2 separate regions of the Mus musculus genome follow, and region 1 is linked to region 2. Evidence: chromatin loops called from intact Hi-C (ENCODE). Cell type or tissue: left cerebral cortex. All regions are shown on one strand. Links, peaks and the distances in the headings refer to the core of each region. The heading gives the core; the rest is flanking DNA. Region 1 has its middle 74 kb from the start of Gm6567. Region 2 overlaps Rgma (repulsive guidance molecule family member A).

What was found. A loop is a pair of places that touch in the nucleus more often than their neighbours do. Peaks named below come from ENCODE experiments on the same cell type or tissue, not always from the same donor. Only the 100,000 strongest peaks of a DNase experiment are listed, where the experiment ranks them.
Region 1: a loop joins it to region 2, with 5 times the contacts of the local background. A loop is called at or near these places in 4 of 42 quality-filtered maps.

Annotation. Positions count from the first base shown.
Region 1 is chr7:73,019,624-73,035,605 of GRCm38, forward strand. No RefSeq gene overlaps it. Among named protein-coding and RNA genes, the nearest start is that of Gm6567, 74 kb to the right of the region's middle. In left cerebral cortex, for the core only: a CTCF peak has its summit at 6,223; DNase peaks (open chromatin) are centred at 6,237 and 9,525.
Region 2 is chr7:73,414,346-73,430,327 of GRCm38, forward strand. It overlaps Rgma (repulsive guidance molecule family member A), which reads left to right. Exons shown (of 4, transcript NM_177740.5): 4 at 2,972-5,554. The coding sequence ends at 3,688. Chd2 (chromodomain helicase DNA binding protein 2) reads right to left here. Exons shown (of 39, transcript NM_001081345.2): 39 at 12,307-15,655. The coding sequence ends at 15,322. Among named protein-coding and RNA genes, the nearest start is that of A730056A06Rik, 47 kb to the left of the region's middle. In left cerebral cortex, for the core only: CTCF peaks have their summits at 5,367 (motif pointing left), 8,329 (motif pointing left), 9,458 and 11,543 (motif pointing left); DNase peaks (open chromatin) are centred at 7,164, 7,448, 7,882, 8,323 and 5 more places; H3K27ac peaks cover 2,544 bases.

The DNA of each region.
Region 1 (15,982 bases), core at 3,122-11,121, 400 kb before region 2:
TGAATCATAAAACAGCATTTATGCTTTTCTAACTTCTTGCCTCCTACCTCTTCCACTCTCAAGTGGAAAGCGAGGAAGGCCACTATCTTATTCAAAGAGCATCTCACAGTTCAAACTACTCGTATCACACAAAGCCAAACAGAGTTAGCTCTCCTCCTCCAGAATTCCCTCAGCAAAGAGCTACCATATTCCTCTGCTAGCAGAAACCTATTTCACAGTCTGTCTAATTAGTCACTCCTTCCTTACCTTTTAAATACTAAGTCAATAAGCAGGGATGTAAAACTAATGAGTTTAAACCCATGAGGGGTCAGACAGGTTAAGAGTCACTGGACCAGGTTAGCAATTAGTGAAGAAAAGGAGAGCAGGTTATTATCAAGTGGCCCATCACATCCATTCATAGCTGAAAATGCAGTGATCAAGGGTTCATTCCAGTGCCTTATGACTATAATTTACATATTAATGATCACATAGAGAGGCATAATCATTGATGAGAATATTTGATACAGACACAATAGCACAGAAGACACATGTCATTATCTGACTTCTGGGATTTTAAATACAGCTTACCCAGGTCCCTCCACTGTATATTTCACAGATCACTTCCAAGAGCACTTAGGTGTCATAGACCCAGACTCAAATACCCTCTGGGCTTAAGTAGGCAACATAAATAAATGACCCAAGACCTAGGTAAGTTTTCCTCTAAATCATCAACGCAGCTGCCTACACAATCACTGCAAAGTCATAGGGTAATGGCCTTTGTTCACAAAGCAGAAAGAAAGGCATTAAAGAAAGCAAGCAGAAATCTTTTCCTGGCTCCTTGCTGCAGTCTGTCCCTTTCTCTGACAGGCACACACATGCACACATGCATGAATGCACATGCTCATCACCACTACTTGTCTATTGTTAATTATGTAATACTGCATTCCTCCAGGCACTAAGGTATTCATGAAGTCAGCATATCCCCTGGTTTAAGATCTGAAATTGCAGCTTGTTATTTTGTGCTATCTTGACATCTTGATCCAGAAGGTCCTTGAGGGGATAAAACACATGCTTCTTCTCTCTTTCTCTTTCTCTCTCTCTCTCTCTCTCTCTCTCTCTCTCTCTCTCTCTCTCTCCATATATATGAAGAGATATACAGTGTATGTATATATATAATTATATATGTATATACAAAATATATACAGAATATGGAACATATATGAATTAAGTGACTAATTATATATATGTGTGTGTATATAATATATATATATGTATGTATGTATGTATGTATGTATACTTCTAGATCTATATGCATCACACACACACACCCTCTGGGGTTAAATAGGCAACAAAAATAAATGATCCAAGACCTAGATAAGTTATTCTTTAAATTGTGAACACAACTGGCTATACAACTTGTAAAGCCCAATGCACTTAGATAGATGATAGATGGATAGATAGATAGTAGATAGATAGATAGATAGATAGATAGATAGATAGATAGATAGGACAGAAAGATGGAAATAGAAAGATGATATAGCTATAGATAGACATATAGGTATACATTTATAGGGAGATAAATATAGATGAGATAGATAGAAGATAGATAGATAGATAGATAGATAGATAGATAGATAGAAGACAGACCAACAGATAGATAGATAATATATAATTAGCCATGCCATTCTTACCTTTAAAATATTAATTCAATAAGCAGAAAAATAAAATAATGATGTTAAAAATAAAAATAATGACTTTAAACCCATGAGGGACCAACAGGTTAAGAGTCACTGAACTAGATTACCTACTAATGCAAAGAGAACAGGTTATGATCAGTTGGCCCTTCATATCCACTAGTAGCTGAAAACATAGTGATCAAGAATTTATTCCAGTGCCTTAGGACTATATTTTACATGTTATTGATCATGTAGAGAATTATAATCATTGATGAGAATATTCAGAATACAGACACTACCGCAGAGAAGACATATATCTGCTTCTATGGATAAAGTCCTCCAGCCAAACCTCCTTTATCTTCAGAACCGAACATAGTCCTTGAGGTTCACTATTCTTCTAGCACTATGAAGTAGTAAGCACATCACACGGGGAGCCAGCTGTCACTTCATGCTCTCATCATGGTGACACCTTCCTTTCAGCCTTACTGCTTATTCTCGCTATCCCCACGAACAGATCCAGCATGACCCTGCACAGCATGATGTGTCCAAACTGCTCCAAAGTCCCCTGCTGTAGTAGTCGGGGTCATAGCTTGTCATCCCCATACCTCTAAGAATGAAACACACAGACACATACACACATACAAGCCAGAAGTAGTTCTCTCACAGATACACAATTGTGCATACATCAGCACATGAGTCACCAACTCCCAAGGTCTCCCTTGTGCAAGCTGCTAAACCAACATGTGGTGCCAGCCAAGGGAGAGGAAATTGAGCTAGACATATTATATTACCAACAAAGCTACCAGCCCAACTTATAGCAGCATGGCAGAAGCCAGGCAAGATCTGGGGTAAGAGACTTGGAAAGGAGATAAAGGCAGGGAGATACTGGAAATGAGACCTGCCCAAGAGTTTACGCGGAAAAACCTAGTGCCTTCTACCCATGCCCATGAGACTCCCTTCTAAAGCACAAATTCAAACATACACTTGTTAAAATTTTTAAGACATCAAGTATAAATTATTAAAATATGTAAGCCAGAGGGTAATTGTGCATACCTTTAATCCAAACACTCAAGAGGCAGTGGCAGAGTGGATCTCTGAGTTCCATGCCAACCTGGTCTACAGAGTGGGTAGGTAGGTGGGTGCTTGGGTGAGTGAGTGTGTGGGCAGGTGGGTACTTGGGTGGGTGGGTGGGTGGGTGGACAGACAGACACACAGACAGATGGACAGACAAACAGACAGCCAGATAGAGTGTATGCATAAAGCTTTATGTCCAGAATCCATGCTCCACTTCTCAACCACTTGCCACACTGAAAGTCCATGTTTTTCATTGTGTGTATATGTCTGTCCATGGCATGTCATTTCAGTGTTTACAAACTTGATATTGTTGCTGCTTCCACCACACCATATCTCTACTTTCTATTTTGAGACCAGGTCTCCCTGAATTGCCCTTGTTGGCCCTGGATTCACCCAGGAGACCAGACTGGCTTTAAATATGTGACCTCCTTGCCTCAGCCTCTGAAGTGCTGAGATTACAGCTCTGTGAAGCTAGCTCTTATGTTCCATAACACTTTTCTTATCGGGGGATCAACTCTACCACCCAATTTCCTCACTCCTTTTATCACAATGCACTCCTGTCAAGTTCTAGGATGTCACACTATGACAAGTTCGGGATAACCTAAGCTTCACAAAATTTAATTGTCCTATGATGTCTTAAGAGTATGGTGTCACATTAACTCTAATGACTATGACTGACAATAAACACATCAACATGTTGCTCTATAAAGTCCCTTCTCCACACCCCAGTTATTGTGCTTTTAAACAACTGTGCTCTTTTCTTAGCTGCTTTTTTTTTAAACTTTACTGCATTCATGCTCAGAATAATCACACAGATCCTTTCCCAGTCAATCACTGCCTCTAAGCCAATAACAACTCTTTATGGTGAGCAATAATGTTAGCTACCTTTCAATGGCTATTTGCTCTCTCTGCCAGCCTGTATTTGACCTAATGTATATGGCCTGCAAAGTATCTGAAGCAATTCTTTTCTACTGAGAATTTCATGCATACATATAATACATTTTGATCCAATGGACTTCAATCCCCTCCCCTCCAGCCCCTCCCACATCACCACCTTTGCTCCTCAACTTATGTGTTTCCTCTTTACTTTAAAACCCACTGAGTAGCAGCCTGGAAAGAAGTCACATCAGGAAATCTACACCATGAATTCCTTGGCTGGGATTCATGGTCTTTATATTTAAAGAGAGCAGAAAAATCTTAATTTTTTAGTCACTTTCCAGGCCCTTCTTGTTGAGAGCGCTGATGTGGATCTCTTGCATCCTATTCAGTTCATGCAAACCTATTTGTGACTAATTAAGCCACATCATTGTGTTGGACTGGACATTCTGTAGCTGTTGTTCCCAGAATTCAAGAAGGAGGAAGGGCATATATCATAGAATATCAATGCCCTTTCTTTAGTCAGGTAATACTTCCTTCCTCAGTTGGGACAGTCTGTGTGACCCCCATGAGCATTTACTCTAGCTTTGTTCTTGCTTCTGCTGTCAGAACATCACCCCCTCTCCAACATGGTAGAAGAATGCTCTACAATATCCCACAACAAAATAGGCACTTGAATATTACATACACTATTTTCAGTAGAATTATTATAACCATTTACTCTTTCAACAAACCCTAGTGCTCAGTGTAGACAAGCAAATCTACCTGCAACTCATATTAACACTGATATCTTGGATCTGATGCCCTTTGAAGAAATTAATTTCTTGGGTAGACAAATCATTCTTTGGACAACATAATTTATCAAAAATAAAAATCCATTACATATTGATGTGATATGTTTTAAGTCTCCTGCAGTTACTAACACTCATACTAGAAAGAGGCTAAGAGAGTCATTCTTTCTTGTCTCGAAAAAGTGGATCAGAAAACAAGATAACAGTTCTCAAATTGAAAAAGAGTTTGATGTACCGCCTCCCACCTGCACCTAAGTGCCCCGAAAATGAAGAACACCATATGGATTCCCAACTTTCTTTTTCCAGTCCAGCTCTCTCTGGCCATATTTATTTCATATATGTGGGTACACTGTCACTATCTTCAGACACACCAGAAGAGGACATCAGATCCCATTACAGATGGTTGTGAGCCACCATGTGGTTGCTCGGAATTGAACTCAGGACCTCTGGAAGAGCAGTCAGTGCTCTTAACCACTAAGACATCTCTCCAGCCCGAGTCTCCATTTTTATCCCCCTCCCACTTCATTCCTTTCTCTGTGCTATGCATTTGTCTTTTTTTTTTTCTTGAACATCATTATTTTTACAACAACCTAAAGGTCAATGTTTTTAAATTAATAATGATTGATAAAGTCTTTATAAGTTCTTTATCACTTATGAGTTGATTATTAAATATTTATTAATTTCTGGGCAGGTTTAATGACCTAATATATAGATAGTAGATATATTGAATTGGGTTTATACTGTCTAGTGTTGCTTGTGTAAAAAAAAAAAAATAGCCAATTTGGTATTTTCAGCTAAAGAATTTTCATGGAATTTTGCATTAAAGTATAATACAAAGGACCATTCTATCTTTCAAATAATAAAAATAGATTATCATGCCCAAGGTAGCCCAAGGTGGCATAGCTAAGAATCAGTCTTTTCTACTTACTCTAATTATAATGCATGTTGTTACACTCACAGATGAGCCCTATACACAGAAACCTGTTGTAAGTTTACTGTGCTGTACTTGGGCACGGCAGAATACTTTGTTTCCCACCCAGATTCCACTATGACCTGGGACTGCCTGCAGAACACCCTGTACCTCTGGCTGCCTTTGCTCAGCACACCATCCACAAGAAAACAAATTAGAAAGGGTGGCAACCCCTAGGTCAGGCGTTATCAAAGAACTCATAGTTTCTGAATTTCTCAGACCTTGTGTTAACTCATCTTTAAACCGAAAGAGCACAACCTCCTTGTAGGGTGGATACGAAAGCAAAATTGAAAAGCCTGGCTCTGTCTAGGTTGGCTAATAGTGAACAGGGTGTGTCCATCCACTTTCCCATCACTCTTCCTTCAGAGTCAGGCCTATGTGCTTGTAGAGTTGAACTAAAATCCTCAAAATTTTTGATCTTTCCCAGATTCCAGCATCCACGTCTACCCAATAACAAAAAAGACTTGGGTTGAAATATACTTTGAGCCAGAGGGACTGAGTGAATTAAGCTCTTTGTGCATTAACAGAGAATAAAGACAAGGGAATGGTCTGGTGTGCACTGAAGGGAGGTGCTTGAAACATAGCCTTCGGTTTCTGTTTAAGAATTTCATACATGCTGGTACTTTTAATACATTCCCTCACCTATAATGCACATCAATTCTGGAAAAGCAACTTTACAGACCAAAGCATGAGAAATAAAGAATCTTTCAAAAGGACATAGAAGACTAGGAAGTCAAGAGCAGATCTCACCAGGCCCTGTGCCTTCCTAGATAATTCTCTTCGTTGAGAAATGTACTACGTGAAGCCTCATCATTTTTTTTTTGAACAATGGAGCTATGCTAGCCAATGCGTAAGGAGGAGCTGTTGAGCAATAAAACCAGAAACCACCCTGCATTTAAGCAATGCACTAAGTACATTCCTTTTAGAATAAAAGTTGAAAAAATATATTGGCACAACGAAAAATATGAAGACAGTGTGAATTGCTGCCAGAGCTTTTTCTTGGGAGATTTAGAATGCAAATCTCACGGCAAAGTTGCTCTTTAAAGAATTTGTTGTTTGCTTTTCTCTGCACTGTGCATGCTAAAATTTAGTTCATTCCCCCCAAATTAACAATATATAAGAATAGTTCTCTAAAACTAATTTGGTAGAAATGCATATTAATAAACTTATGTAAATCCTGTTTTTAACAGGCTGTATAGATGGGGCTTTGGTGTTAAGATAGAGCTTCCTCTTCTCTCTGGAATGAAAAGTAATTGCCAACTTCATCATCAAAAGGCTGAAAGAGTCACACTCCCCGTTCTTGTGTGGGGAAAGCTTGAGCAATTAGCTTGATAAGAGTAAGTTGTCAACAGAATCTAGAGATGGCCAAGGGGTTAGCTTAGTATCTATCATTGAAGTTCAGAGTGGAGGACCTGAAAGGCAGAGAGACTTTGTACACCTCAGACACACACTGGTCAGTTACAAGAGATGAAAAGAGAGGCAGGTTAGAAACCAGTAACTAGTGTCCCAAGAGATATGCCCTCAAGATGACTGAGGGAAGTAGAGGCTCTTCTCGGACATCTCTCCTCTGATGATTCTTACCCCTGACACCTTCAAAGTGACATGCTAAATGAGGTATTAGTGACACACACCATGAAGGATCATTCTGTGTCCAGCACTGCCCAAGATATAGTGCATGCAACTCTGCCATACACCACATTTCATTATGCTTGGTCTATTAGATTCTATTACATTTACCCCCCACATATGTCAGAATCCTCCCCCCTACTTCTACCTTCCTGGAACGGTTCTTAACAAAGCATTGCCCAGTTGCCACAGGACCAAACATCCTCCCCAGGAATTCTATTCTAACCATGTTATGTGTATGTTTATAAACTTACAGCATAAAATCTGCAGGTTGTTTTTTCTTGTGTTTAGTGGATTCTGATAAGAGACTGTATACCAGATATGTTAACAGACACCAGGAAAGAGAAGGGCTGAGTTCTTTCCCAGGGAGCTCACCATGGTTGAAAGGACGTGGTCCCATCATCTCCACCTATTCATCTTTCATCCCGTACTTCTGACACAGCACACAACCTGTGCTTTATAATCTTTCCTAGTCTCTGTCCATCATTTATCTTCCTGGTCAACTCCCATTCAACCTTCCAATACTGAATGTATTTCTTACCTTGGACCTTAAACTTTTAATTCTCTAAACAAGCTCTGTTCTGTGTAAAGTTCCCAGAACATTTTACACTTTTCTCTTTTGAGCACTGTTTCTATTAATTGTGAATATTTACTTTTAAAAACCTCTGTCTTTCAGTAGACTTCATCTGTTGCTCAAGTAAAAAGGAAACAAATTCAGTCAACAATTTTACTGCTGAAGAGTGAACAGAGCACAAAATTACAAAACACAAGCAAAACACGGTTTGGGAAATGAATTTCTTAATTAGTGAAAGAATGCAGACATGGGAATGGGAAGTCATGGGGAAATCTGACACAAAATAACCACACAAATACTTGTTTTCCACCTAGAGTTGTGAATGCTGTAGCGTGAATGGTGTGAGAAACACCTAGAATGTTGAGAGAGGGGGAGTCAACAGACACTGTGTCTCGAGAATGAAGCACTTCACTTGCATATGACCTCAGAGGAATCCATCTATCACATAAATAAATTATTTCCTTAAAAAGGATCCCTATCAGAAAGATGATCTATTTGAGTCCTTAATCTCTTCATTAGCCTGGTGTTAAATTGATTTTATTAGATGATTTTTCCTCACCTCATTAAAAGCACATCTCAGAGTTGGTTTGAGCCCTGCTTCATCTCTCATGCCACTCACAGCATTCTGGCAACAAGGGAATGGGTACCAGGGGCTGAGAGGAAATCAATAACTGACGATGAGGAAAGAAGCAAGACATTGATCCCCTTGGTGGACTTGGCAGTTTAGACAAAGACCACAGGATCCAGTGCCCTGTTAACTCTGCATGTACTGGGAGGGAGAAATACGTTTAAATATATTCCAGGTTTGAAATGTGGAAGAGATCTTAGGGCAACTTAAACTAATACATGGTTTCTAAGCATTAACCCACCTGACATTTTGAATCAAGTATTTGTTTATCCTATACATTAAATACTACTCAAGACTACTCCTGGTCTTGATCTACTAAAAGACTGCTCCATTTTTTTGTGGAACCAAAGATGTCTCCATCCTTAAAGACCTCCTGGCATAAGGGTGGGGAGTGTGAGCCCCTGCTTGAGAATCACTGACCTAACCCTACACACAAAGAAAAGCACCTTAGCTGCATTACCAAAGAATGCCTTTTTCAAATACTTTAATAGTGACAGCATGGAACGGTGTCGAATGTATATGTAGACAGAAGATGTTCCTATTATCCCTGGGAGAGAATCTTAAACCACTCCGAAAGGACATGAAATGGATTTTGATCAAGCCTCAACTGGAGTCCAATTAGAGTAAGAAATCAAGGTACCATTTGCCTCTCCTCCCCTGACGCTTTCCTATAGCCAGAGAAGAAGCAAACAAACAAACAAACAAACAAACAAAGACAGCTTCTGTTTTACACATAGATTAAATTTTAGAAGAACGGTTTTTGGGGGGTGCACAGGCTATAAACAATCCCCCGATACTAAGGAAGAAGCACTCACCCCTGTGCCAAAGACTCGGCCCTCCCTCAGCCCACTGCCCCTATTAAAGATTTTGTTTTCAAAAGACTGGGAAGATGACTCACTTGGGTAACTGGTTTCAAATGGTCAGCTGTGGATGCAAGTGGACCTGAGATCAAATCTCCACCATCCATAAAAGCCTATGACTCCAGAATTGGTTGGCACATCCCAGGACCTCACAGCCCAGTCAACATAGCCAGTCTAGGGAGCTTCAGGCTCAGTGAGAAGCCATGTCTCAAGAAATAAGGTGGAGAGCAATAGAGGAAGACACCCAATCCCCTCACTGGCTTCCACAGAGCAGGCATATGCACAAACACACACACACAGTGAGAGGGAGGAAAGAAAGATTAAATGGAGCTGTCTTATACTAGAGGATAACGCATCTGACACCAGAGGCTATCATGCAGGCCAACTTCATAATGTGAAAAGAAAAATCAAATAAAAATAACCATGCTCTACATCCTTTTGAGTGTGCATGAGTCACATCAGGCACCACGCCAAGTTCTCTACATAGGTATGTGATGTTTCCTGATGTGTCATGCTGCGATCTCATCCCTCACAGCAATTTCTATTATTCCCATGTTACGGGCAAGGACAGTGAAGCTGGAAGATAGCAGGTAACCCGTTCAAGCTCACACCCCTCAATGGAATCAGGATTAGAACCCAGACACTCTGACTCCAGAGCCTCTCTCCGAAAAACCAGGAAGTGTGCTTCAGTGAATGTGGAGAATGGGGAACAGAAAGAATAGGAACATCTCCTTTCACCTGTGTAGCCCCAAGGCAGTGACTTAGACAAACTGTGATGGTTAGGATATGGACTGAGTATCTTCCCCAGGAATTCTAGGGGAGGAAGCTTAGTCCTCAGTGCGGTGCTGTTAGGAGGTGAGATCTTTATGAGGCAAAACCTATTGGCAAGTCCTGGATCACTGATACTGACCTCAGAAGAGAATGATGAATCTCTGGTGGTCCCAAAGTGGGTTGCTATAAAAGAATGAGCCTGGCCCCTCCCCTGCCTCTGATCTTCCATTTTCCATATGCTAGCACTATGACAACTTCCTCTCCGAGGGACACAATTAGAACAACCGTCCCAGAGCTGGTGTGTTGTTTGGACTTCATTCTCCAATGCATTGCTAATTAAAACTCTTTTCTATATAAACTGTTCAGACTCCGCTATGTCTATTACAACAGAAAATGAGTAGATCCGGAAGAGGTAAGAGAGCATGACCACTAAGTTTGGTGGTGAATGGAGTTCCTGGAAAATTAGGCTAGGGTTCTAAAGATAAAAGCCATGACAACTAGCATGTATGCAAATTTTCCCCATATATAAGATATCAAGTAAAAAAAAAAAAAAAAACAAGGTGGACTCTTTTCCTGAATCTCTTTGGATAGACATATCCCTGTATAGACCTTATGAATAAAAAGATATAGACAGACAGACAGACAGATAGATAGATAGATAGATAGAGATGTAGATATAGATATGTATGTATATATGCATAGATATTTATAGATATATGTATATATACTTGATATATGTATGCATATATGTGTGGATATGTATGTATATATGTATAGATATATGTATATATACTTGATAGATATAGTTATGAATATAGATAATTTCATGTGTATGGGAGCTTGCCCAAAATTTTGTACAACAAGACCTTAAAAAACATCCTTCTAAGTATGTAGGTCAGGAGCCTACTAAGAACCTCACATGCCCAGGCTCAGGGACTATCAAAGAAGATGAGGCAGAAAGATTGCAAAAATTAAAGCATCAATATCTGCCTTTGAAGCATCATTTGCTGAGCCACTGCACACTTGAACTCACAGCAGCTGTGATCACAGGCACAAGACATGCATAAGATCAAACCATCCAAAATCCCAGAATGGATGGGGAAGGGGACTCATGGGATTCAATGTCTAGCTGAGAAGCAATTGGCAATGGATGGCTGCCAGGGGAGGGAGAGCAAATTTCTTCAGGGATGCTGCCCTGGAACAGCTGCCCATCCTCCATTGGATGATCCAAATCAGCGTACACACTGGCAGCACTAAACAGACTCACTGGGTGTTTGGGTTTTTTTTTTTAAGGGACATGGAATATGTGACTGATGTTTTGCGGTGGGGAGGGGAGGGGGGTAAAGGAGAGGAATTGAAAGGGTTTGATCAAAACACTACATTCTTGTATGAAATTTTCAGTAAAGTGTAAAATATTAAAAAGGACCTTTCTATTTATTTTATCTTTTAATATTATAATTACATCATTTCCCACTCCCCTTTTCCCCCTCCAAGCCCTCCCATATACCCCTCCTTGATCTATTTCACATTAATTCCCCTTTTTTTCATTAATTGTTGATAAACACACACACACACACTTTCTTAAATACACAAACACAACCTGCTCCATCTGTGCACTACCTCTATGTGTGTTTCCAGTGCTAACTCTTTGGTACTGGATAACCAATTTGTGTACTCTTCCATGGGGAAGGCTATTTCTCCTGCTTTTACCATCCTTTAGTTGCCTCTAGTTCTTTGTATAGGATTGAGGCCTCATGGACTTTAGTACAAGCATCCAATAGAGTCTATCAGAGCTCTACAGTCAATCTGAACACGGTAGGAAAAAAAAAACAATAAATACCAATATACCAGTAACACTTATAGATGGTCAAACGAAAGAGGCAAGTATCTCAAGTTGTTAAGGCTCAACCCGGACTATTATTAAATAGCCGCTAGTCGATTGCCAAGTGCCACATCAAGAACTGTAAATTCCAAAATAAGTCATGGTTAGATTAATTATTAGCATTATAAGAGATTGGAAGGGGGTCATAGAGATGAAACAGCTCTTGAGCAGAGCACTAGGTTAGAAGTTTGTCATCCATGTCCAAGAAGGAACACACAGCACGTCCTTCACTAGAAAAGAAATATATGAGAAGGGGAGGCAGACTGTGGACCTGGCAGGTGGACTGAAGCAGAGATATGCCTGAGCACGCTTGGAAATCCTGTGGGTAGCCATGTGCATCATCAGAGACATTAAAGATGGACCTAGGGAGTCCGTAGGAGCGTTCTGAAGGAAAGCAAAGAGATTTCACTGAAAGTAGAGATTAAAAAACAAAGTCGAGCTCAGATGCCTGGTTATCATAATGAGAGAGAGAGAGAGAGAGAGAGAGAGAGAGAGAGAGAGAGAGAGAGAGAGGGAGAGAGAGGGAGAGAGAGAGAGAGAGGAGCTTAGAGTAGCAGAGACAAATAAGGGTTCTGACAGAAAAAAGATCGTAGAGAAAAGGAGTACCCAGCAAAGGAAACTGAGAGCAAGCCGAAAGAGAGAGGTGTCCTCAGATGGAGACACACCTATGTCAATTTCAATAAATGACTCATGGGTTGCATTGATGAAAAACATTCTCCCTCAGGAGGAGTGGTGCTCTCCCAAGCTCTACTCTGAATAGTTTGTACATTTTGCAAAAGAAATGTTTACTCATGGCTCACTGTAGCCCTTGCCAGTTTGCGGGGGCCACCCAGCTGCATCTTGTGTGGGTTCGCTCTGGGGTCGCGCAAGAAGAGCCTCGCATTGTCTGGATTCTCTCACTCAGGGACAAAATGAGCCACTCATTTTGTGACAGAAGCCCTCTATATCGTTTTTGCTGAACTAAAGCAGGCCAGCAAGACTCACAGGTCATGGGCTTTGAGTCTTCTTCCCTCTGGTTTGTGGAGATCAAAAACAACTGCAAGATTTTGGAAGAGAAGACATAGAACGCGCGCGCACACGCGCGCGCGCACACACGCACCTCCCCGCACCCTACCCACTGCAGAACTGAGGCGGAACAGCCTCCAAACAGCATCAAGGCTCCTGAAATGTCAGAGACAGCAGAGAGAGAGCCTGCTTGCCACCCCCACACACGCTGTGATGGAGTATCGATTTCAGACACTGTTGCAGAGGAAAACTGAAAGTGCCTGCTCCAGCAGCTTGTCAGGCACTCGCCAGCCTGTCCCAAAGGACATCACACCAGCAGCTTCCTCGGGCCTGGTGCCTTTAAAAGCAGAGTCAGGCCTTCGGAGACTTGTTTCTTCACTCCTTGAGATTTGATCAATGACCCAGCCAGACAACATTTTCATTATTGTGACAAGCATACTTAGAGTACTCCAACCAGGAGAAAATGGAAAGCCAAGCTGTAGCTAGTGTGCGCAGAACTTAGGCAGAATAAAAAAAAGCAACGTGCTCCGATGATTGGCACTGCTAGCATTCGGGGAATCTGTTATCCTTTTGAGAAAGGCTGTATTTATTCAACAGACATGTACTGCACGTTATAGTGAGCCTTGGGGCGGAGAAGAGAAAAAGACAAACGTCTGCCTCAAAGACTTCCTGTCTAGAAAGGATAGCCACTGTTGACGGCAATGTGAGCAGCCAGAAATCAAAGAGGGCGAGGCAATAGGAAATAAGGTGCAGGGTTTGAGCGCATCGATGCTGGGATGAGCAAGGATGTTCATTCTGCTCCCAGGCGCATTAGGAGAGGCAGACAATATTAGGGTCTGAGGACAGGCTCCTGCCCTGCCCCCCACCCCCCCCACCCCCGTGATCACTTAATAGTGAAATAGCAGTGTAAAGAGGCTTCAGTCACAAACTGCTTCATTAGTGGGTCAACTGTCTTGCAGAATAGTCTACCCCACTTGAGGTTCTATTACTCTCCTCTATCTTGAGTATAAGGTACAAGTTTACAAGCCATCTTTGTCAAGGAAATGGCAGGAGGCTTGCTCTCTACGGGAGTAAAAGAATCAAATAACCTACAAATAGGGAGCGTGGGCCCTGGGCTGAAAGACAGCTTGATATTGAAAGTGACCTTGAGGTTTCTCTGCTCAACCTCAGAGAACCACAGGAAGAGAAAATAAAACCAGTGGTGATGGTTCAGTATAATCAGGTGTTTTAAATGTTCTAAAATGCTATCTATTTTTAATGATCTTTGATGCCAGAAACCCAAGGAAGATAGGTCAAGCTTAAAAATAGCCAGTAAGTCGTTGTGTGGTCCCATGTTTGACAACGATTTCAGGCTTCCCTGAACCATAACTTTATAATATAGAGGTATGGAAGAGCATCCCTAGTTCTTAAGATTAGAAGGGACAAAGAAAAGGAATGTGTGGGGCAAGGTATGTCAGCGAAGATGCCTACCATAGCTAAGTGAGTTCAAGATCCACCCACACCTTTGGCAGAGACAATGAGAGCCTTTGTTCAAGCATGTCTATGATTCAAACAAAACTTTACTGAGTCTCTAGTATATGTGAGGTATTGAACCAGGCAGGCAGCCATCTGGGAGAGCATCCTTGGATCGACTACAAATATCTACTGATTTTGAACTGTTCATAAGCCATCTCACATTTTTCCAAAAATAAAGCAACGTGTGATAGTCATCCCACTTCCATTTCTCTCCGAGTTGCGGATCCAATGAGTATTTAATCATTTGATCTATACTAAGTATTTTCCTAGATTCTGAGAACACCAAAATATTTAGAATCCAGCCTTTGACCTTAAAACTCACCATGTAGGTGCTTTCGGTAATTTCAATTAAATGAGGCCACCATGATAATTTTTATATCATCAAAATGCTATAAAATTTTCCAGGGGTGCGCAGGGGTAAGGGATTTAATTTTTAAGGGGATATTAGCAATTTTATTGGTCTATCAAGTAGGAGTTGTAGCTGGCAGGACAAAGAAAATCAAAGGTGTCTCTTGCTGACGTGAAAGGATGCCCTGCAGAGGACCAGGGGTGCAGGAGGACTCAGGCAGGAGGTGTTGATATGTGCATGTGAGAACAATGTGCTTGGGAAGACACCTGAACACCTTACTACAAAGCAAGGCACCCACAGGACAATCTGGGCAGCTCTGCCAAGGAGTCCAGACTCCATTCACTGAACAATGGGAGTGCCTTTATCAAACCAGGCCTAGAAAAAAAATGTAAACAAAACACACAACTGCAAGCCTGTATACAACAAACAGCTGTCTCACTCTGCTTGGAAAATGAAAAACCATAACAGTCCAGGTTGAGCCGAGCTATGAGTGGATGGATGGTGTTTCCCCCTGGGGTGGAGCAACACCAGGCATAGGTCTTATACCTTCATGCACATATTCACCGGCCTCTCGAAATAAAATAAAATGAAAATGAAAGCAAGCTCAATGTCTGAGGCTGTGTGATACCCCTGATACAGTTAATTGATAACTGTAACAAAAACAGTTGTGCAAGAGCTTTCAGGGAAGTTGTGAGAACAAATAGCATGTAAGGATGTAGCATGAATAAATGCATACTACAGGGTACTCTGGGGAGCAGGAGCCCAGCCCTAAACAACAGAATGCCCATGAGAGCTGCCTCTGCACTTTCTCCGACACACACCACATCTTCCCACCAGAGCTGGTACATCTCCTGTAACTGATACCCATGCCCCTATGAACACTGATGAATAATAGGTATCCTTCTGCATGTGTCAGAACTAATTCCAGGAGCATCCTCTTCCATGCCAATCTAGAGTCAACCTTTGAAGCCTGTTCATACAACTCTCTTTGAGAAGGAGAACAGATAAATTTCTTCCAAAGGGAATCACTAGGCAGTGAGAGGTGCCACCATCAATAGATGGGAAATTCAAGTGCACCTCCGGTGTGTGATGGTCCACCATTGTCTTGCATGCAAAATAATGGACTTCACAAAATTTGACACATTCCACTCCAAAATACTGCAGTTAGTTAATTAATCCATGTTTGGTAATCTTATCCATAAAACATCAACAGTGCCTCCTAGTCCATTAACCCCTTGAGTTTCTGGGAACTGCTTTGGAATTGGTCTTAAAAGTTTCAAGTCAGATTGTCTTTGCAACTGATTGGCAAATGACTGGGTCAGTTACATAAACTCAATATGACCCACAGAACTTACCAGCAAAGAGAGCTTAATTTCCCTGCCTCCTACATTTTGCTCTTGGAAGTA
Region 2 (15,982 bases), core at 4,583-12,582:
GCCAGGCTTTCGTCAGGCCCCCTTCGTGTTGTTACTTGTGGTCCCTGGCACCAGTGCCAAGGAGTCAGGCAGCCTGTCAACCTTCCAGGAGGCTGTCTCCGTGAGAGATGGGGGTTCAAGCCAAACCAGCCTTTCCTGTTCCGAGGAGACGGCTGACACTCGGAGAGCCCCCTTCCCCAGTCTGTGTGGCCTTGTACACCAAACAAGAGCACCAGCGTCCCTCACTTGCTGTCCCTCCGGTGGCAGGACCACCCACTTCCACACTACCCTGGTAGGCCACCTGTGTTGGTAAGAAGTCGCCATTTTCCTAGGTCTGGAATCTGAGTAGCTGCAGTTTCGTGCAGTCCAAAGCGTATGGCTCTGCAGCAGGGACAGCTCCCGCCTCTGTTGACCTCCCAGTGCATACTGGAAATGGGAGCCCAAGGGAGGGACACAGGAAATAGAGTCCTGTTCTTAAAAAGCTGCATGGCCAGTGCCTACAAGGCTTACACTCTGGGGACCTCCGCCTCCCTCCCCAGCCCTTTCTCCCACAAAGCCATAGAATGGGCCGGTCACTCATCATCTTGACCCCAAGCTGACGTCGTCATGGTGGGAAGGTTCTTTTTTGAAATCTTTCAGAGTAAGAAGAAAAGTAGTACTATCCAGCCCGGGCTGTGGTTTGTTGTTTTGGTTTGGGGGTTTGTTTGGTTAGCTTTCGAGACAGGGTTTCCCTGTGTAGCCCTGGCTGTCCTGGAACTCACTCTGTAGACCAGGCTGGCCTCGAACTCAGATATCTGCCTGCCTCTGCCTCCCAAGTGCTGGGATTAAAGAAGTGCACCCCCATTGCCTGGCCTGTATTGTTTTTATACAAGTACTATCTAAAAAGATGGTGGAGTAGGATTTTTAGTTTTGGCTTGGTTGGTTGGTTTGGGGTTTTGGGGGGGGGTAGTGGTGGTTTGGTTTGGTTTGGTTTTTAGTATTTCTATGGAGGAAGAACCCCACGTTTTAATAAAGCTAGAATACCCTAGCCTCTGAGAGTCACAGGTGCCCTACCCTACCCATGCCCTTCACCCCTCCTGCCTACGGGCCTGTGACACAGTGAGAAGACTCAGAAGGCTTCAGGTCTTCTCAGGTCCCAGAGCCCCTGGGTGCCACCATTTACTACCTGGTTAGCATGGGGGGACCCACAAAACAAGACAACGATGAGGCAAGGAACTCTCCCGAAACTGAACCCTTGTTGGCCTGCTCAACCTGAATGGGACACAAGCTGCTAGGCTCCACGGCCCTGGCCTCTGGCCACTCTGTTTACCTGGGCCTCCTGGGGTCTTCGCAGCTGTGGCAACTTGGAAATTCAGCTAGGCACTGTCTGCCGTCCCCAGGCCTCACATCTGGCCTTCCTGGCTCTTCTGTGACTCTGAACCCGGATCCTTCGACTTTTTCCCACTTCTGACCCCATCCAAGCACTGATTCCGGCTTCTGGTCCTATGGTTAGGGGCCAGAGACTCCCTTAGCCCTTGCGTGATGGCCGTTGGCCCTGGGAGTCTTCTCGGGCTATCATCATGGCGCTCTCTGCTGCTGCACTTACAGGGAGGACATCCCGCCTCAGCCAGGCTCCATGTGCTGTCCACTGGGGTAAAAGTGGGGCAGCATACCCTCTGGAGACCCACCAGCTAGCTAGGAGGTGCCCATTCCTTCCACGGAATTGTTCATGTCTCCAGCTTGGCATCCTCCCTGGGAAACAGCCAGACACCACACCCAGGATGACACAGAACATCCCAAGGCTACCCAGCTCCTTACCCTGTGAACTAGTGGTCATAAGACCCAAGGCCAGCGGTTCTCAACCCTCCTAATGCTATAACCTGGTACTACAGCTCCTCCGCATTATGCTGACCCCACCCCCCACCACAGAATTACTTGTTACTACTTCACAACGGAAATTTTGATATCGTTATGAATCGTCATGTAAATATTTTTTGGAGGCAGAAGTTTGCCAAAGGGGTCGTGACCCACAGGTTGTTGAAAACCACTGCCCTAGAGGTGAGAAACCCAAGCCTACCACTTCTGCCCTTCGTGGCTGGGTGGCCCTCGCTAGGCTGCTGCAGCGCTCTGAGCAGTTGTGAAACCCTCACAGTGCCACAGGAGATGGGGAATAATAACTGCAGGGCCAGCAGTGGCAGGCACGGGGAGAGAGTCTGTGGTTCTAAGGACAGACACTGCTGGCTCCACCCAGGCCCTCCCCTGTAGTCTCCATTTGGAAATGACCTCCCTACCTCTCCACCCCCTCCCCCCCCCCCAGATTGCATTGGTTCATGACCTCTGCCTTCTCGCTTTCATGGACTTTTGCACTCATCTCTGGGCATTACAGCCCTGCATTCTACATGCTCCTGGGCTGCATGCAAGACCAGGAAGGTGTAGCAGGGCCGTCCTTGCCGGCTTTCTAGTTCCCGCTGCCACTGCCGCTGGTGTCCCTTGGCACATAGCTGCTTTCCCCACTCCTAGTCGCTCTGCCTTGTCCTCTTGGCCATGTCTCTCTCGACTTCTCATTTCTGCAGACACTGGCGACTGTCCTGGGACCCATGCAGGTAACCCAGTCACAGCTTTGGCCACATTAGATAGCGCTCGTGAGCTGGAATAATTTGGGGTCTGATGTTTGGGGGAGCGGTTTTTACCCTGATCTTAGCGGACTAAAAACCTTTTAGTTTTCATTGGACCCTTTAATTTTATATTTTATTTTATGGCTCACCTCTCTATAGTGAGTAAGCCGATTTTTTTTAAGTTATGGTAGTGAGCGAACGTTTAAGTAATTTTAGTACATATATAATAAAAGTTACAAAGTATTAAGTGTACAAGAGTGTGGTTGGTATTTAGCTGTGACTGTTACGAAGAAGGGAGAGTCCACAGCATCCTGGGGTACCTCCCAGTCCCCTAAGACCTCTAAGGCACATCTCCTCACACATCCTGATCTACTCTCCTCTGTATCTTTTCCCCATAGCTCACCATCATCTTCAAGAACTTCCAAGAGTGTGTGGACCAGAAAGTCTACCAAGCTGAAATGGACGAACTTCCGTCTGCCTTTGCGGACGGCTCCAAAAATGGGGGAGATAAACACGGGGCCAACAGCCTGAAGATCACAGAGAAGGTGTCGGGCCAGCACGTGGAGATCCAGGCCAAGTACATCGGCACCACCATCGTGGTGCGACAGGTGGGCCGCTACCTGACCTTTGCCGTCCGGATGCCCGAGGAGGTAGTCAACGCCGTGGAGGACCGTGACAGCCAAGGCCTCTACCTCTGCCTGCGGGGCTGCCCGCTCAACCAGCAGATCGACTTCCAGGCTTTCCGTGCCAACGCTGAAAGCCCTCGCAGGCCAGCAGCCGCCAGTCCCTCTCCCGTGGTCCCCGAGACATTCCCCTATGAGACAGCCGTGGCCAAGTGCAAAGAGAAGCTGCCCGTAGAAGACCTGTACTACCAGGCCTGTGTCTTCGACCTCCTCACGACTGGTGATGTGAACTTCACGCTGGCTGCCTACTATGCTTTGGAGGATGGCAAGATGCTCCACTCCAACAAGGACAAGCTGCATCTGTTTGAAAGGACTCGGGAGCTGCCAGGAGCCGTGGCCGCCGCCGCCGCCGCTGCCACCACATTCCCCTTGGCCCCCCAGATTCTCCTTGGCACCATCCCACTTCTGGTCCTCCTGCCTGTGTTGTGGTAGACAGTTGGCCATGTAGGTAGGATACAGAGGAGAGTAACGACTGCCCTGAGCCTTGGGCTCCTGCCCCTGGCTTCTCCTTTTGTCTGAGGGCTCAAGTCAGCCTCAGGATGCAGCCCAGCAGGTGGGCTGGCTCCCTGAGACCCAGTGTTCTCTGCAGACCAACCAACCGTTCAGCAGAGGTGGCCTCCGCAGCTGACGGCCTGAGCATGGTGCCCTCAGAGCCGTCTGCAGATGTTTTGGCCGGGGTGAAGGGCGCGTGGGACAGCTCTCCCCTCTTGATTTGTGCACGCAACAAGGTTGTGGTGATTGATGCTGTGTTTTTGTGACAGTAGAGTTGTGTGAGGGAGAGAGCAGCTCCCTCTACCCTGACCCCCATCGTGTGAATGTGCGAACCAGAGCCCCCTAAGCTGAAGTCCACCCCCCCCCCGCCCCCATCACCAGAGAGACACTGGGAAAGTCGGCTCCTTCCACACCCTCACAATGCACTGAGACAGGCCCGGCTGACTGCTGCACACCTACTCTGGGGCCCCTGTGCCCTCCCACACACTCTCGCGCACACTGTTACACAAGCACACTCGCACACACTAAGCCCATGGGGACACCCCCAAGACCCCACATCAGGAAGGCAGAAGCATTTCCAAGATTCTATCCCCAGGCAGGTACTCCTTAGCAGTGTGACTAAGGGCATACCAGAGAGCCCTGCTCAGCATCTTTAGCAAATGGATGTAACCTTGTAGCCAGGAGGCTGTGCCCTCCTGGTCCCTTCCTACCCAGTGCTACGCAGGGACTGTCCCGTGCATCCAGCTACTGTGGATGTGTCTGAGGTGCTGCATCCAGGCACCTGCCTGCAAAGCCCCACAGTTGAAGGGAGGGTGTGTTTTGGCCTGAGGTCTAAGCGGTACCATTCATGGGCTCAGATCCCCAACTCTGGCTCCACCCTCTGCCCCTCTCCCATTGCACTTAAGAAATCGAAGTGCTGTCATTCTGAATGTTTCAACAGAGACGTGATCCTCCGGTTCCTGCCATCGCCACCCCTACCCCCACCCCTCACCCCTGCCCCCGCCAGCAGACATAAGAGTCCCCACCAGAGAGGGGCTGGGGTCTCAGGGCATGAGCAGCAGATCCAGTGGATAGGGCCAGCTGGCCTGCCCTGTCCTCTGCCCTTTCACTTGTCTCCTAGACTTCCCCTGCTGCTGGTCAGCAGCTACACCCCCCAGCCCTCTTGTCTGCATTTCTTTGTGGGAACTGAGGGGAGCACCTTCTAAGAGGCCTTCCTGCACCATGACCCTGCCTGGCGGGTTCTCCTCCCACTAGAACCTTCTTTCAACTCTCTGGCCACAGCCAGAGAGAGGCCTGTCACTGGGAACCTAGCTTTCTTTCCTTCAGCTCAAGGCCAGAGTCCATCCACAGAGCCCAGAGCCATTCCCATCTCTTCTGCTGTTCCAGAGGCCCCCCAAGGAACCAGCATGGCGGTACCGCCAGCCCCCCTGGGCCACCCAGCCAGCGGCCCTGCAGAGCCTACCCCAGCCCCACCCCCCAGGGACCTCTCATACACTGGCCGGGAGGCTGCAGAACCTGCCTCTCCCTCCCAGAGGTCCAAACCCCTGCCAAAACCACGTGGGTAGCTGGGAGGGGTCAGCTCCGCTGCCCCCTGCTGGTTTTTCAGCTATCCCTATGTTGGAAGTAAAAGAGTTGAAGCACTTTATTTTGGTTGTGTTTGATCACGTTCTGCTTGGAAGTGGGGACCCCTCACTGAGTCCACCTGTGTGCGACCTGTGTGGAGAGCCACTGCGTGTACATACTGTAAATTATTTATTAACGGCTAAATGCAAGTAAAGTTGGTTTTGTTTTGTTATTTTTCTTTTAGATGAGCTGTTGGAGTTTATTTTCGAAACAGACTTTGGTCCTTGCGGGGTGGAGAGGTGAGGTGGGTGGGTGGATGTGTCCCCACTACAAAGTGTGTCAAGACGGGGCTGTGTGGGCCCAAGTTGTGTGAGCTGTGAGATGCAGCTGTTTAACCACCATGGCCTTCGGGGACTGAGATTACCTCTCTTCCTTCCTATGCCTGAGCCGTTAGAAGGACTTGGTTGGTCCGTTTCCCCTTGCTCTGGGCACGTCAGGGCAGACCGATGTTATACGATGAAAGGCTGAGAGCTGTTGTCTAGAACAGAGTCTGGAATGGAGGAGGGTCTGCGGTCCATAATGGCTTCATCCAAGCCAGCATGACCGAGAAGCCCCAGCCACAACTCGACCCCTTCAACATCCCTTAGCACCCAGCCTAGGGGCCCAGTGATGTGCTCTGATAGCACCACTGTCCAGACGTGTGCAAAGCCAGGCTCCCTGCTGACTACGGGCACATGTTGTCGCCGTGATTCAGTGTCACGGGACCCAAACCATTTAACAGATTGAAGATCTGTGTGAGATGTGCCCCCCTGTACCATGCCCTCCCTGTCAAGGGCAGAGCCAAGGCATACACCTAGGTCAATTTTGCTTGTGATACTCTGTTCAAGTCAAGTTTAAGTCCCAGATAAGTAAGCTTGGTCAAGTCACTTAACCCTCTGAGGCTCCCAACAGCTCCCAGCAATGTCTTCATCTGCTCCCCAGAGGAGAGGAACCCGCAAGACTGGGGAGGAGACGAAAGGCCAGTAAGAGGAGAAATCCAGAGAGCATTTATGCCCACCGGACACACAACCTCAGCACCAGATGTGAGGAGAGAGAGAATGTTCAAGAGCCTTGCTTGAAACAAAGAAACAAGCAAAACCACAGGCTCTTAAACAAAGACCCTGAAGGGTTGATCTAGGAGGAAAGAGCTAAATGCACCCACTCTCCTGCATTGTCAGTCACCAAAGGCCTGGCCCCCCCAGTGGTCAGTGGGATTGTTAAAGAAAACAATCCCAGGGGAACAGCATAGCAATGGCGGGGCCATTGGCCCGAGCCACACGCTGGACAGACTGTGGAAAAGCCAGGCCCAGGCAAAAAGTCCTTCACTCTCCATCAGATGAAAGTGCCATGTGACACTTGCCAAAAAAATATGTGGGGCTTGGAATTTTTTTCAGGCTCCTAAATTTAACCCACAAGAATTCTTTCCTAAATACCACACCGCTCACTGCCCTCCAGAACAGGGGAATTTGCATCTCAAATGTCCGGGGCCAGCACCTTAAGTCTGAGTGCTCCAGTCTTCCTTGTGCATGACAGTTGCTCTGAGTTAAGTCTGAGTGCTCCCATCTTCCTTGTGCATGACAGTTGGTCTGAGTTAAGTCTGAGTGCTCCCATCTTCCTTGTGCATGACAGTTGGTCTGAGTTAAGTCTGAGTGCTCCCGTCTTCCTTGTGCATGACAGTTGCTCTGAGTTAAGTCTGAGTGCTCCCATCTTCCTTGTGCATGACAGTTGCTCTGGTGCAGACCTGGGCCGAGGCCAGTCAGCCTGGCAACCGAAGAGCTTTCGCATAGCCTGTGAGCTACTCTCTCTCTCCCACTCCATCCCCAACTGCCTATGAGTATGTAGCTCAATGTTAGGGCCCTTGCCTATGGTGTGAGAGACCTTAGGCTCCTGGGTTGTGCTCCCCCCACCCCCACCAGAGCAAAAACAAGGAAAAGAACTCTTAGGCTTCTCATATCACAAGCCAGAGTTTGTAAGGGTAAAAACCAGAAAGGACTGATCAGCGAAATCTGATAACTGCCCGGGTAAATTTGGAGGGAAAACTTATCTGAAGACTGGCAGAGGTCCAGGAGAGCCAGGCAGCACTGGAGCCTGTCTCTCAGGCCCAAGCATGGCTCAGAGCAGCGGCTGGGCATGTGAGCTTGGGCAGCAGGCTGACTTGGCATCGGAGCTGGGCTCTGCCTGTTGCTAGCTGTGTGGTCTCCCTTGGATTTTTTTTTTCTTGAGCCTTAGATTCCTGATCTGTAAAATGGAATTACACGTAGCCACCTCCCAGGGTCCTGTGGAAATCTAATGAGCTAATTCCTGGCACAGATGCCCAACATCAACAAGAGAACCCACCGAAAGAGGTCCCGGTGGCAGTGGTACCCAGGAACTTAGTCATTGATGAATCCATTTGTCTCGGGACAAATCCTGTATTCTTGCTGGGGAGATAAACCAATAGTTGATACTTACATAATCTAACGACCCACATGGCAGCAGACTCCAGGAAGAGAAGCAGGTACATTCTGAGTGGCCGCCTAAGGAAGGAAGAAAAGGGATGCTCCTCTTTGGAGGGGTAAAAGGCATGTGTGACTAACTCACCACACGAGTTTCTGGAGCAAGGCATGTCAGAAGGTGGAGAAAGCATTCTACAAAGAGCAGAGTATGCGGGGGTGTGTGTGTGTGTGTGTGTGACGACCTGGAGCAGCCCAGCCCAGAGCTCATAAGACCTTGATCCCTCTCGCTGCCATAGACCTGAGAACCCTGAGCAGTGGCTGAAGAAGGTAGGGAAGCATATAGCTGCTCTCAGTCCCCTCTCATTCCTCCTTCAGGAACAGGATGGCTCCAATCCTCTGGACTCTGGTGGCAAAAAAAAAAAAAAAAAAAAAAAAAAAAAAAAAAAAGAGAGAGATCTAAACATTGGAAGAACCGGGCAGCATGTGGGTTATCTGCGGTTAGGCTGGAGTCTGTGTGCGCCTGCTGCCCTCTGCAGGACAGTTCTAGAATTACACTTACTCTGGGATGCTATGTCAGATACAGAGATGGTCCCACCTAGGGAGGCATGCTAGTGAGTTTTCTGTCAGCCTGAGTCACCTGGGAAGAGGAAACCTTAATTAAGAAAACGCCTCCATCAGATTAGCTTATAGGCAAGTCTGTAGGGGCATTTTCTTGATTAATGATGATGTAGGAGGGCCAAGGCAACGGTGGGTGGAAGGGACCACCAGGGCTGAGTGTGCCACGGAGGGCAAGCCAGTAGGCACCATTCCTGTGGCTTCTGCTTCAGTTCCTGCCTCAAATTCCCGCCCTGACTTCTCTGCATGTTTGGAAGGGCTAAAATGAAACAAACCCTTTTATTCCCCAAGTTGCTTTTGGTCAATGAAGTGAAACATGAAGACTCTTTGGAAAGACAGTTGGAGGGTGTTTTGTTAGGACAAACACGTGAAGGAATGTTTCATTAAAGTGGACACAGGTGTAAAAAGCTAAGGCGGATTCGTGAAGGAATGCTTAGCTGAAGCAGACACAGGAGAAATGATGTTCTACTAAAGCAAGCACGTGAAAGGACGTGTGATGAAGGATTCTTGGCTAATGACAGGCATCGTCCACCTCACATTGCATTTGTCGGGAAACCATGGAGAGAAATGCACCAAAAACTTGTGGCGGTGTGCTGTAGTTTGTTGCCACTTTCAAGGACTCGGGCTGACTGGATGCATGTGCTGAGGCAGGACACGTGGAGGACACGTGATGCTTGGAGGGTAGAAATAGGACTCCACAGAATGACGAAGAGAGCTTGGCTTGCTGGTACAGCTGGCTGTGTAACGCTTGTGGGTCTCTCGTCTTCACTGATCTTCGCTTCCCTGAGAGATGCACAGCTGAGAACTTCTCCCGGGGCCCCTTCTGCTGTCTGGAGCTGAGGCTGAGGCCCGGCTGTCTCTGCTAGGTAGTGTCACTGCTGTTGCTAACCTGATTCTTCTGAACTGGGCTCCTGGTGCATCTGTGAGGTAGTTTATCTGTGAGGTGTTTGCGAGTGGATGGAGCTGCCACTGCCTGCTAACCTGTGAACTGAACTGCAGATTTCCAGACAACAGACAGGAGTTGCTCCAAATAACCTTTCTAAACAAGTCCACTTCCCTCTACCCCCACCCCCATATCCTTTTTACTAACTCTGAAGGGGGGGGGGGCTACAAGAAAGGTTAAAGCGTTTAAGAACCATCATTAAAAACAGGATTTGAAAAAATTAAAGTTACAAGTCATTGTGTTTATCTCTGAAATAGAAAGCAAACATGGACAGGTTGCAGGAGTGGTCTCCATCTTCAGTGCGTCTAGTGGCCCGACCATCCTCTCTAACAATGTGACCAGCCAAGCACATATTATGTATCCTGCAGGGCCTCCATCACGGCTACCTCTGTTGGCCCTTGGTGGGGCTAACAGAACACACATCTTGTAATCTTGCTTCTTTTCTCCCTTAGGTGGCATTTTGTCTGCTTGCAGTTTGCTTGTCTAGAGTACCCACCCCACTTAAAATAAATTCCAAGAAGGCAGGCCCCATGCTTCTGTTGAGAACTCCCTCCAATGAGCAGCCTGTCCCCAGGATCTAGTTGTAATTGTGTCCTTCTGACACTGAAGCTCTTCGATGGCTCTGTCCCTGCTGGGCTCCAGAGCAAGCGGTGGCTTTACAGAAGCCTCTTGCTCAAGCCACTGGAGCTTGGTGCTGGGAAAGGCCTGACCTCTGAGAAGGACAAGCTTTGTCCTGGTCACCCCGACCTCCCCAGCTGTCCTCTGGTTCCATCCCCAACTAAGAATGGGACATTGTCTCCTGCCTGGTGGCCTTCTCTCTGCCCTGTATGCACTCATACAACACACCAATTTGCAACTGAAGCTGCTTCACAGCAGAGATAAAATGGGGTGGGGGTGGGGAGGACACACTCTGACTCCCATGAATTCCTTTATGCCACCCAAACACCACAATAGTGCCTGTAGTTAGCAGGAGTTCCAGGAAAGGCAGAGAGCTCATGTGAACTCCCCATGCTTGCTTGCTCTGAGGTATGGCAATTTACTCTGCACACACTGCAGGTGAAGACCATTGTTTTTGTTCCCAAATAAAGCCAGAAGTGTGGCCAGGGACAAGCCACTTGGACACATTAACAGTCCAGGACATGCCCGGGACCTGTCACCTGAGGGAAAGTCTCACCAGCAGGGTCTGGGCAGGGTGCCACTATGATCAGGGGCATACAGAAAGGTTTTAGCTGGTCCAGCCACATCCACAGCCTACTCCACAAAACCATGCAAGCCAACAGGCAGCATGGGCCAAAGAAGGTTCTGACCTGAAGTATGACAGACGGGGCTTTTAGTTAAAGCCTTGATGGAATTGCCAGGACGGCTCCTTTAAAAGCCACAGACTCTGTTCTGACACACAGCTGATCCTTAGTTTTTGTACATGACCTTTCTGTTGGCACTAATTGAGCAGGGTTTGTGGTGATCACCAAACATTGAGTCCCTGCTAGGGAGGGCTGGGAGGCAAGGGCCTGCAGCTTCCAGAAGGTGGGCATCTTGGCAGCAGTGGGCTTCGAAGCCAGCTAACTAGCACTTAGATTGTCACAGCACTTGTTCCTAAAAGGTTCCCAGAGCTGTTCTAGCTGCGTCCTGAAGCAGGGGGATCACCAGGTTTCTTCACAGGACCTGTCCTCCACACTTCTCCACTCAGGCGCAAGCGTTATAGACCCAGCAGCCTCCTGCCAGGCCAGGCCTTGCACCTAAGGGTCCTGGACAACTAGCAAGGTGGAGTCCCAGCGGCCGCCCTCTCCCTGCTGAGTGGACACATGGGTGTGTTTGGCACTAAGAATTGAGAGAACCATAAAGGTTTGAGTTTTGTTTCAAAGACACTTATGTGCAAGTTTTAAAAACCCTGGGCTTGGGCAAGATTCTCCTAAACTCCATCCTAGGACAATTTCGACACATAGGCCAGGTCACCTTTCCTCTATCTGGGCCATGTTGGAGCTAAGCCTGCCGCTGTGCCAAACTGCAAGTGAACATTTGTGTCACTGTTTCCATAAGAAAAGCGTTTTTCGGGGCTGGTGAGATGGCTCAGTGGGTAAGAGCACCCAACTGCTCTTCCAAAAGTCCCGAGTTCAAATCCCAGCAATCACATGGTGGCTCACAACCATCCATAATGAGATCTGACTCCCTCTTCTGGAGTGTTTGAAGACAGCTACAGTGTACAGTGTACTTACATATAATAAATAAATAAATCTTTTTTTAAAAAATAGAAGAAAATTTTTAAAAAAAGAAAAGTGTTTTTCCGCATTCAAGAATATATAACCCAGGGCTGGAGAGATGGCTCAGTGGTTGAGAGTAGTGACTTCTCTTCCAGAGGAACCAGTTTCAATTCTCAACACCCATACAGCAGCTCACAACTGTTTGTAATTCCAAGATCTGACACCCTCACACAAACATACATGCAGGCAAAACACCAGTGCCCATAAAAGGAGAATAAATCATGAAGGAAGTTAGGAAGTTAGGAAGTTGGGGAGGGGAGGGGAGGGGAGGGGAGGGGAGGGGAGGGGAGGGGAGGGGAGGGGAGGGGAGGGGAGGGGAGAGAAAAGAAGAGAAGAGTATATAACCCAACTGATTAACTGCACTAAAGCTGTAGGCTGTAGGCCTGATGTCTTACTTCTCTCTGGACAGAGGTGGATGTTTGAAGCAGGCTCCCCATGACCACTGTGAAAGATGAGGGCAACCTCTCATGACTCAGTTTTAATGGCTCCATGCCATTCCCTGAAGTACGCAGCTGTGGTTTGTGGCTGTTCAGGGACAGAAAACTATTTAGAACCAATAACAAAAATGCAACTTAAAAAGCTTCCATTGTCGAAGATGTAAACAAGCATGGACACACAGCTTGCAGCCAGCCAGGGAGGGAGACTGTGGCGTGTGCCTCACACCAGAATGTAATGTAACTGGTTAGCCCAATTCTAAAAATCCTTAGTAACACTTTTTAATATACAAGAATCAAAAAAGTACAGCAGTTTTACAATGTAGGAAAATTTAATACATACTATATAAACAACATTATTTACATCAGAAATCACCAGGACAGTGGCATTTTTCACAAATATAAATTAATTACTGTTTAGTCAACAGGTTTCAAAAGTCCACAAGTTTACAAGAAAAACCACCTGTCCCCAAATGAGTAGGGCACAGGTGGACTACAGCAGCCTGGACCCTTGGCATGGCTCTCTTCCCAACACGGCTGGCCTCGGCTACGAGAGCACAGGTGCTGGGCTGGACCACGGCTCCTGCTGACAAGTGGGTTTGTTTGGTCTGTAGGATTTCAGTGTTGCTGTGTGTGAACGTTTAAGTGAATCACATTTGTTCTGCAAAGCCTGATGCAATGTCAGACACACCAGGTCAGAACCTCAGCAGCACAGTGAGAAATGTTGGCGCTCCCTCTGTGGGGCTTAGGAATGACTACACAGAGTAGAAGGAAGGACCATCAGGCTGGCCAAGTCAGAGAGGACACAGTGGTCAGTGGAGGCTTCATCTTCGTTTTCTAGGGCCACAGTGCATCATAGGACTTCAGGACTTGACAACATTCACACATAACTTCCTCCAAGTCCTGCCACTTCCTCAATGATGAGCAGCTGCCCAAAGCCAGGCCCCACAGAACGTCACTGGCAGCTTCTCTTACCTGTGCAAACTTCTGCTGTAAGCATCTGATGCACATACTAGTTTAAAGCAAGAGGAATGCTTCCTTTCTTTCAACCCCTCTTCAAATCCACTCCCTCACCTACAGCAGATGTTTGATGGGACATACTGTAATCTTAGAATCAATGTAACACTGATCTGGCCGATAGGGTTTTTGCTACATTTTATGGCACTATACCTCAAGTCCTGAATAGGAACAAAAGAAAGTTCCTTTTTCCTCATGATGAGACAGACAGTTTTGAGAATAATTTGTAACTTCTACCAACAAGTTGAAAGACAAGACCTAGGTGAATATGGAAAGGCAAGGCCTCCACCCTCCGCCTTCCTTCTGCAGAGGTACCTCCTGTGCCTGCTACACTCCCAACATCCAAGAGCTCAGCAAATCAAACACAGACAGTGTCAATGTGATCAGCAAGAAGCTCCATCTATGGCTCACTTTTCACTGTGTGCCCAAAATATACCTTTCAGAATTGACTGAGAAGTCCGGTAAGCCACCAGGCATCAGACTCTAGCCAGGGGACTTCTATGTGGTTGGTGGGCTCTATTGCAGGTCATGCATGCACACAGTCAAGGTGAAGGGCCTAGTGCCACGAGGAGCCCAGAAGGTCTTCGAGCATTAGCTGCAGGGACCGACTCGGCAGCAGTCAGGTCTGTGGTGCTCTAAAGCAGCGAAAGCAATGGCCCATCACAACCATGCATGGCCAGATGTTCCACTCAGGACACAACTCATGCCTGCCCTGGGGAGGTCATTAATAGTACTGCCTGGATGACCACCCCACTCAGAGTGTCCAGGGAGTCAAACCCTGCAGAAGTCCAAACAAGACTTTTCATCAACTCAGAATGAGCCTGGACTCTTACATACATATGTTCAAGTCAATGTTCCTGTCTCTATCTAGAAAGGCTTTGGATACCTTAACAATACTGGCAAGCTATACTGAAAGTGAGTAAAACCCAAGGCCCAACCCAGTATCCATACACTGAGAAGAGCCATTCAATGATAAAATCCATCTGTCCCACAACCCAACCCAACCCAACCCAACCCGACGCTGACCAGCCTCCTGCCACCTTAACAGCTTGGCTACCCCATCACGGATGCTCGTGATTTGGGGGAAAATTAACTTAGGTTTATTTCTACAGATCTTAAAGTAACAAGGTTTGATTCTACTGAGTTCCAACTTGTAATGGAGATGTAGCTTTTCACCTGACCACATCTCAACTGTCAAGATATTTCAGTCTGTGCAGGCTGCCCCTTCAAGCTGTGTAAAGGAACCAAGATGCAGCTACAATTCGACAACTCACTCCAATACTGACAACTCCATGCTTGCTGGCACTGTAAACGAACCCTGCCCCCTATCTGCACGTATGTCCCACATCAGGGCTCACCAGCAGGTATCTTATCAGCAGGCCACCTCCATTTCTATCTCCAGGACCTGTGACTCTCCTTCTCAGCACAGGAATCAGAAACCCACCAGGGATTCCTATTTTCCTGGCTATAATAACCCCACCCCCATCTCCACCCCTACACCCACTTAGCCCACTCCCCAAACAAGCAAGCCCCACGCTGGCATTAGCAATGCCCAAGTCACAGTACTCTAAGTCAGCCAGAGGGATCCAGCTTTCCCTGACAGTGAGGGGAAACGGACACCACCCAGAAGACCAAACCTCTGAAATGTACAAAGATAGTGTGGGGAACATTAGTGTTGGCAGGGAGCAGGCCACCATGGCGGCCATTTCCCTGTCTCGTTATCCCCACCCCGCTTCACATAATGAGACCAAGTGTATCATTTCTCCCAATAACACAGCTAAGGGCTAAGGGGTATACCTGTCCCCCTTTCAAGTCTTGCAGTGTGAAACCCACCCTGTGCCCCCACTTCCCATGAGCATCGTCCCTCGTGTCATGGTGAACCAATCACACACTGTCCAGCAGGTCCTTGCCCTGGTCACTCATGCTGATAGAACATTCACTGACTCTCAAGGATTCCTTCAGAGGAAGCAGCCCAATGAAGCTGGTATATAAAGTCACCTCCTCCTAGCACCCATGGGGGTGGGAGGCCATGAGAGGCTAGGATGGGTGGGTGGGGCCAAAGTGCAGGAGTGGAGACCGAACCAAAGCAGCAGACGAAGGCCTCCGACTCCTTCAAGTGCTCCTTCAGCTGCCAAGTCAGTGGATTCAACAGCAGCAGCATATCCAGAAACCCGGCTCAGCAGCCTGACCGCTGGCCACAGCTGCATCGGAGCAGAACGCCCAAGTGCTTGATGACTTCCGCGATCTCCCTGTCTTCAGGAGTGGTCCTTTATGTTTTCCGAACATTCCAGTTATAATCTGGGTTGTTTTTCTGTTCTAGTGATCTCTCCAAAGGAGACCTATGATCCAAGGGTGATTTGGAATCATGGGGAGATTTCTGGGAAGGGGGTGAGCGTGGGTCTGAGAGCGCAGTGTGCAATGAAGGCATGGGCTGCTTATATTCCCCCAACTTGTCTGTGTGGAAAGAGCGATAATGGTCTGAGGGTCCCTGGCCGTGGTAACCCATGGTGGGTCTGTGGTCAGACATTCGTCGGAAATCCTGCTGGTGATAATTCTGGGGCCTGAAGTCATCTGACCTCCTCCGCTTGGAGTCATGATGGTGCCTGAAAGAGAGATGCAAAGATCAGCTGAAAAACAAAGCTAGATTCCTAATGCTTGCTCTATCTTCTGCTTCCATTCCCTCACATACACAGAGATCCAGAGACTAATGCTTATGTCACCAGGAAGCTAAAGCACACACATAGACACAAGATCAGTAGTTAGTCAGCTGTTTCACACATATTGGTAAAAGGCATCCTATGATGACAGACACAGTAAAACTGCAGTAAGCTCAACTCTCCCTTCAGGAGAACACAACTATAAATATTTTTATATTTCCATGCTCAGGAGGAAAAGATGTATATTTTTTAAAAACCTATTTGTAAATCATT